Linked DNA regions of Homo sapiens: region 1 is linked to region 2. Evidence: chromatin loops called from intact Hi-C (ENCODE). Cell type or tissue: Caco-2. All regions are shown on one strand. Each heading gives the region's core, and the rest is flanking DNA. Links, peaks and the distances in the headings are about the cores only.

Region 1 (2,924 bases), core at 144-2,643, 64 kb before region 2:
TTGACTGGAATTCCTAGCATGTACTTGGTCTTCATTAACATTCATGTTAACTGCAGGCCAAAACAGTTCTGCTGCTGTTAAATCATTGATTCTGCAATGGCCTAAACACTAACTCTTGGATAACTAGCCATCTAAATCCCCCTTCCACCCACACTTTATTTCTGAGATTCTCAGTAAAGCTCTCCAGAAACCCATTGACCATGGAAAAACAAGAGGAATCATAGCTTCTGGATTGTGTTTTCTCCTCCAAACTTATATCGTAACTGAACACCAGCTCTGTGAGTTTCTACATTTTATCTTCAAGAGATTGCTACCTAGACAGACAGATTGCTGGACAGACAGAAAAGTTGGAATCAATATGGGTAAGGTGGATGGAGATTAGTGGATGTTTCCATGATATATGAGGATGAAATAGGTATTTGGAGTCAAACAGATGAATACATGAATCCCTGCTCAACTTCTACCTGAGGGATCTTGGATGAAGTTACTTAATGTCCATAAGCTTTTGTTCACTCAAATGTATAAATGGATAACATTACTCAAATGTAAAATGACTTGCCCTGAGGTAATCCAAACGCAATCAAGAATTAAAATGCTTTTTAAAGTGTAAAACAGTACATAGTTATCATCTTTTCTCTCCTTGATACCTCTTCTGTTCTCCACTTGCCATGTGGTACAATATTATGGATATTGCAGTGGGGTGGGCCATCTTACCCAATCTAAAATTTATCACTTATCTGTGCTCTCTAACCAATATTTGGCTCAAATTTGCATGTAACAAAGGAATATTGCTGTAAAATACCAGAAAGAATGACTCCATCCTATAAGGAAGCCCCCAAAGTTGCAACTAGACCTTTCACACCACCACTGCCAAAAAGGCCCCATAAGATATGGTCCTACTTCCCCTGGCCCACTGGACAGGTTTGAGTCTCGTCTCAGACTTCTATTTCCCTCTGGCAAATTTTCTTGACACTCAGAAAATTTTTGTCATTTATGCGACAGCTCCTTTTCTAGGGTGGTACCCAGCACTCTTTGATGCTTCCTCTGGAACAGCTTCCTCATCTCTAAAACAAAAACTTGTAGGTTCTACAAAGGCTAGACAAATACATACTATACTCACTCACCCCCTAAGTATTTTCTGTTTCAATCACAGTGACAGAAGCCACAGAGACTGTCAAAAATCACCAAATTCAGTCTTTCAGTGTTCTAACAAGTACTTTAATGGATAGGGTTTGCTGTCTAAAACATGAAGAGGTAACTCAACATTCCTTTCAGTGCCACAGGTTAAGAACTTGGAGAACTGGCTTTCCTGAGGAGCTTCTAGCTCCAGAGGTTGTACATGCTCATGGCAGCAACAACCCATTGACCACTTCTTCAAAGTAGTTCACTGCCAAGGAGAATCAAAATTCAATTTGGATTCCCAATACTCAGCCTACCTTCAATTTCCCATCAAGCCTATATTCTTAGCCTTTAGTTTAAGTGTGGGTTATCTTAACAGCTCACTTGGCCTCAGTTCAAAGTGAAATTTCCTGAGTCCTTGAAAGAAGTAGAAACCCAATCAATGAGTTTTTCTCTTGGTCTCTACTTTGTGAGAAGGATACATTTCTAGAAATTTCAATACCTTCCAAGTGTCAGAAGGAAATATAATGTAGCTGTTGAAATTTGCGATGTAGGATAATAAGGTACTCCCTTAGTGCCAGGTGCCCACGTAGAGCAAAGAAACTAAAGAAAAAGTGAAATCATATTATTTCCATGTAAAATAAATAAAGAAAGAAATATCCAGATAAGCTTGATTGCTCCTTCTGCTTCTCCACCACCCATGCCCCTTTGAGTGTGGGGTTAGTGACTAGTCCATGGCCTGCTGGGAGTGCACTACAGATGTGCTTCCTGAGGATATCTCCAGGCTCCAGATGTTACTGTTTGAAAGACAGAAGCTTGAAGCTGTCATCCAGGATGGACCTCCTATTGCGTCGTAGCTTTCTCTGTCGATGTTGGTACCAAACCACTCCACCAAGAGCCAGAACAACGAGCAGAAGGGTGACACTAATGGCAACCAAAACAGAGGCCAGCATCTCAACATTCTTTATGGGGATCTGCATGCCCAGCATCTTCACATTGCCTTCTTCAATGTCTCTGGGGGGCACTGCTGAAATGGAGAAAAAAAAAATGGGCATCCTGGGATGGGGAGTACTCTAAAAGGTAACTATCTATAGTCATCACCTGAAAAAAACAAGTCAATCCAAATAGGACAGGAGGCCTGTCCTTATCCTTCACAAAACTAGCTGATGAAGACAGATTTAGAGGTTAGAGAATCAAGAAAACATGATGTAACAGCTATAAGGGTCCTTGAGAATCACTGAGGCCCCAGTCCATTCATGGAAAGAGCTAAGACTCAGATTGGGAAGGCCCTTGATACATGTTCTCAAATATCTAAAGGACTGTGATATAAAAAAAAAAGATGAATTTGACTTGTTCTGTATGGCTTCAGAGGGTAGAATTGGAGGCAATAAGGGAAACTTCAGAAAGAAATTTGACTCAGTCATCCAGCTTATCAATAGCAATTTTGACAATTAAACCATGACAAGAACCTGCTACTAGGCTGTCCAGTCTTACCTCTTTGGGTCATGTTAACGCTGATGTCACATAGACCTTTCCAAGAGAAATATCTGATTGTTAGTTCTTGGCATACACACTTTTGATGATTCCCAATTAGCCTACAGAGAAAAGCTCAGACTTTTAAACCAGACATTCCAACTCTCAGTATCAGGCTCTAATCTATCCTTCTAGTCCTATCTACTAGTTTTCAGCCATAGCAACACATTCTTTCCTCCTCATAAAAAGTGATCCCCTTTCAGGCTTCTAAGACTTTGCTCATGCTAATCCCTTTGTCTGAACACACTTTACTCCTTATCTTTCTAGCCCTA
Region 2 (2,924 bases), core at 247-2,746:
TATAATAAAAGTCCAAATTATTAAAAAAACCATTCTCACTTGGGCCCTACCTGAATGCTAGCAACTAATATTATATTTTTAAAAAACTGATGTAAATATCTCTTTTCCTTTTTCTTTTTTTTAAATTATAAGATCTTGTTAGAAGTATCTCACTGGGTTCTGATCAGAAACAAGTGAGAGGAACTAAATAAATAACTGATTTCTACATAAAGTCAAATTTTATTCTCAGTAGTTGCTGATAATTCAATTGTGGCTTAAATTAGTGTTTTCAAAGTCAGTATCAATTAGTAACATATTTTCCTTTTAGCATGTATATAGACAGAGGTGATAGATGGAATCTTCAAAAAAATGTCCAGCCCAGTTATCTGCTTCTGTTTACAGAAAACTTAGCATACATTCCATGGATTTTTGTTTTCATAATTGTATGTCTATCTGAACATCAAAAATCAAGAATTAAAAATAAAGTAAAATTTTTAGATGTTTAGCAGGAAGACTTCAACCTTCAACGAACAACGCAAAGAGTAAAAATTGCTAAAGTGTAGTGACAGCACCAAAAACAAAGTAGTGGAGACTGCTAATTTGTATCTCCATTTCCGTTCTCTCCTTCTTTTTTAGTAATAGAATCACCTAACTTTTAGCTGAGCACATGGCTGACTAATTAGAGATTACATCTTTTAGACTCTTTTTGCAGCCAATTATGGCCATAAGAATTAGTTCAGAACAACAGAGTATAAGAAAAAGTGATATATACAATTTCCATGCTGTGTCCTTATAGACAATGCTGCTTGCCCTGGACTTCTTTCTTTCTTTCTTCATGATAGCCGGGAATAGCTACAACTGGAACAGACATCTTGGCCCCAGAAAGGAAAGCAAGTGCTGAGGATGATAGGGTTCACCTGCCAGCCCTGAATTGCTCATATTTGTATTATTATGTGAATAAGAAATAAAATTCTATCATATTTAAATCACTCTGTTTTAGACATTTTCTGCTACATAGCTTAGTCTGTACCTTAATAAATGCAATGCCATTTTGTCAAGGGACAGCTGAGCTTGAGACATTCAATCCCTTGAGTAAATCCTGTAAAATTTAAGTCCCAGGGTAAATACTTCCAGCTAACTGAAAGAAGAGAGACAAAGATTAAGAGGGTGAAGGTGTGGGCAAGCTTTATTCCCTCCCTATATCAATATGGAAGCAGCAGTGAGCTAGAATTCATAAGAGCTGCATTATAGCCCCATCTCCCAAATCTGTTGGTATCACATTAGGAGACCTGAGATAAGAGTCTCCTCATCTCAGAATTTCAGTATTCTCATTTGCAAAATGTTTTTCTAAAAGTGTAATCTCTCCATTTATGAAGCCTTACCTGTCCTTCTCAGACTGGTTGTGCCATTCCCGTTCCCAGCTCCGGTCAGGGCAATAGTCCCACTCTACTTCTTCTGCCATGATATAGTAGATTCTTGCAGCTTGGTAGCGTTGGCGAGGGGTGGCTTGGTGGCCAGGACACTGGGAGACATTATAGATTGCCCTCATCCCTGCTTCTCGATGGCTGCCTGCCTGGCAATAAATCTCAAATGTCCCTGAGGGAGGATCAGAGAGAAAAATCTGACTCAGAACATCCCTGGGTAGTGCCTGGGGGATTTCCTGCCTTTCCCTAGGCATACTGCAGAAAAGAGTTAGTTTCAGATAGTCTCAGATAAGGCTCTTGCCTTAACTACACATAGATAAAAGAGTATTTAAAGTTTATTGAGAGTAATGGGCTCAAAGGTTAAGAGCTCCGGCTCCAAAGCTACATACACTGGGTTTATTAAAACTAAACTCTGCCGCTAGAATAACCAACTTCTTCCAGGGTGTTTCTAGTTTTAGCACTGTAAGTCCCATATTCCTAGAAACCCCTCAGTACTAGGCAAACTGCCATGGTTGGTAACCCTATCTTTCATTTATTATATATAAATCATATATATATACATATATAAAAATATATTATGTGTGTGTGTGTGTGTGTATATATATATATATATATATATATATGCACACATAAAACCTTGTGGCAATTGCTAAACCTCTGTGTTTTTCAGTTCCCTCATCAGTAAAATGAGGATTATTTTACTTTATTTGGTTGTTTTACAATTAAACACAATAATTTGTGAACAGTGCTTAGTATAGAACATATTCAATGTTCAGTTAAGTGATGCTATAAATAAGTAAATATAGCTGTAATAATTCTTATTCCAAGAAAAACATTGATGAGTTGTCTCCTATCAAGTACCAAAGAAATAAAGTAGACTTCAATAGTTAGGTAAAAAGAAAGAGAATGTCTTGATTGCAGAGGGATGCTTACCTAAGACAGCTTTAGAAGGTCCTTCACTCATTTTTTACAATGGAATGTGCAGGTAACAGTCTTAAATGTCTGTGTTGTGAAGTTGCCTGGACCAGATCTTAAGCTCCAAATTTCTAACTCAAGGATACTCAAACTCAATGTCGATCAAAAGAAGCTAAATTTCTTAGAACATTACTCTCATTGTTTCCTTACTTTGCTGCTCAGTGCTTATCCCATCACTACAAACTCTTCTTCCTGGCTTTCAAAGCCTTCTATGAGTTGGCACCAAACTACCAATCCAGTTCCACCTCCCACACATTGTCTCAAACTCAACTAGCACTCCAACTACATGGAACTCTGACTGTTTCTCTCACACATCTCATTCATTCCTACCTTGAAATCTTCATTCATTTTGTTATCCTCTTTCTGGAACTTACCTGCCCACCCCACCCCCAAGTATCTATGAGAGTCCACTCATTATCCAAGACTCAATTCATGTTTCTTTTCCAGAAAGCCCTCCCTGACTATTTTGGCCCAAATAGAGTTCTACATTCTTCACTTCTCCACCTCTAATGCACTTTATATCTAAACCACATGTTAAAGGGCTAA

The links. Peaks named below come from ENCODE experiments on the same cell type or tissue, not always from the same donor. Only the 100,000 strongest peaks of a DNase experiment are listed, where the experiment ranks them.
Region 1: a loop joins it to region 2, with 3 times the contacts of the local background. A loop is called at or near these places in 1 of 110 quality-filtered maps.

Annotation. Positions count from the first base shown.
Region 1 is chrX:66,265,662-66,268,585 of GRCh38, reverse strand. It overlaps HEPH (hephaestin), which reads right to left. Exons shown (of 21, transcript NM_001367233.3): 21 at 1,197-2,146. The coding sequence ends at 1,914. Among named protein-coding and RNA genes, the nearest start is that of HEPH, 100 kb to the right of the region's middle. In Caco-2, for the core only: no CTCF peak of the experiment used is centred there; no DNase peak of the experiment used is centred there.
Region 2 is chrX:66,202,015-66,204,938 of GRCh38, reverse strand. HEPH (hephaestin) reads right to left here. Exons shown (of 21, transcript NM_001367233.3): 13 at 1,362-1,575. Among named protein-coding and RNA genes, the nearest start is that of HEPH, 39 kb to the right of the region's middle. In Caco-2, for the core only: no CTCF peak of the experiment used is centred there; a DNase peak (open chromatin) is centred at 1,618.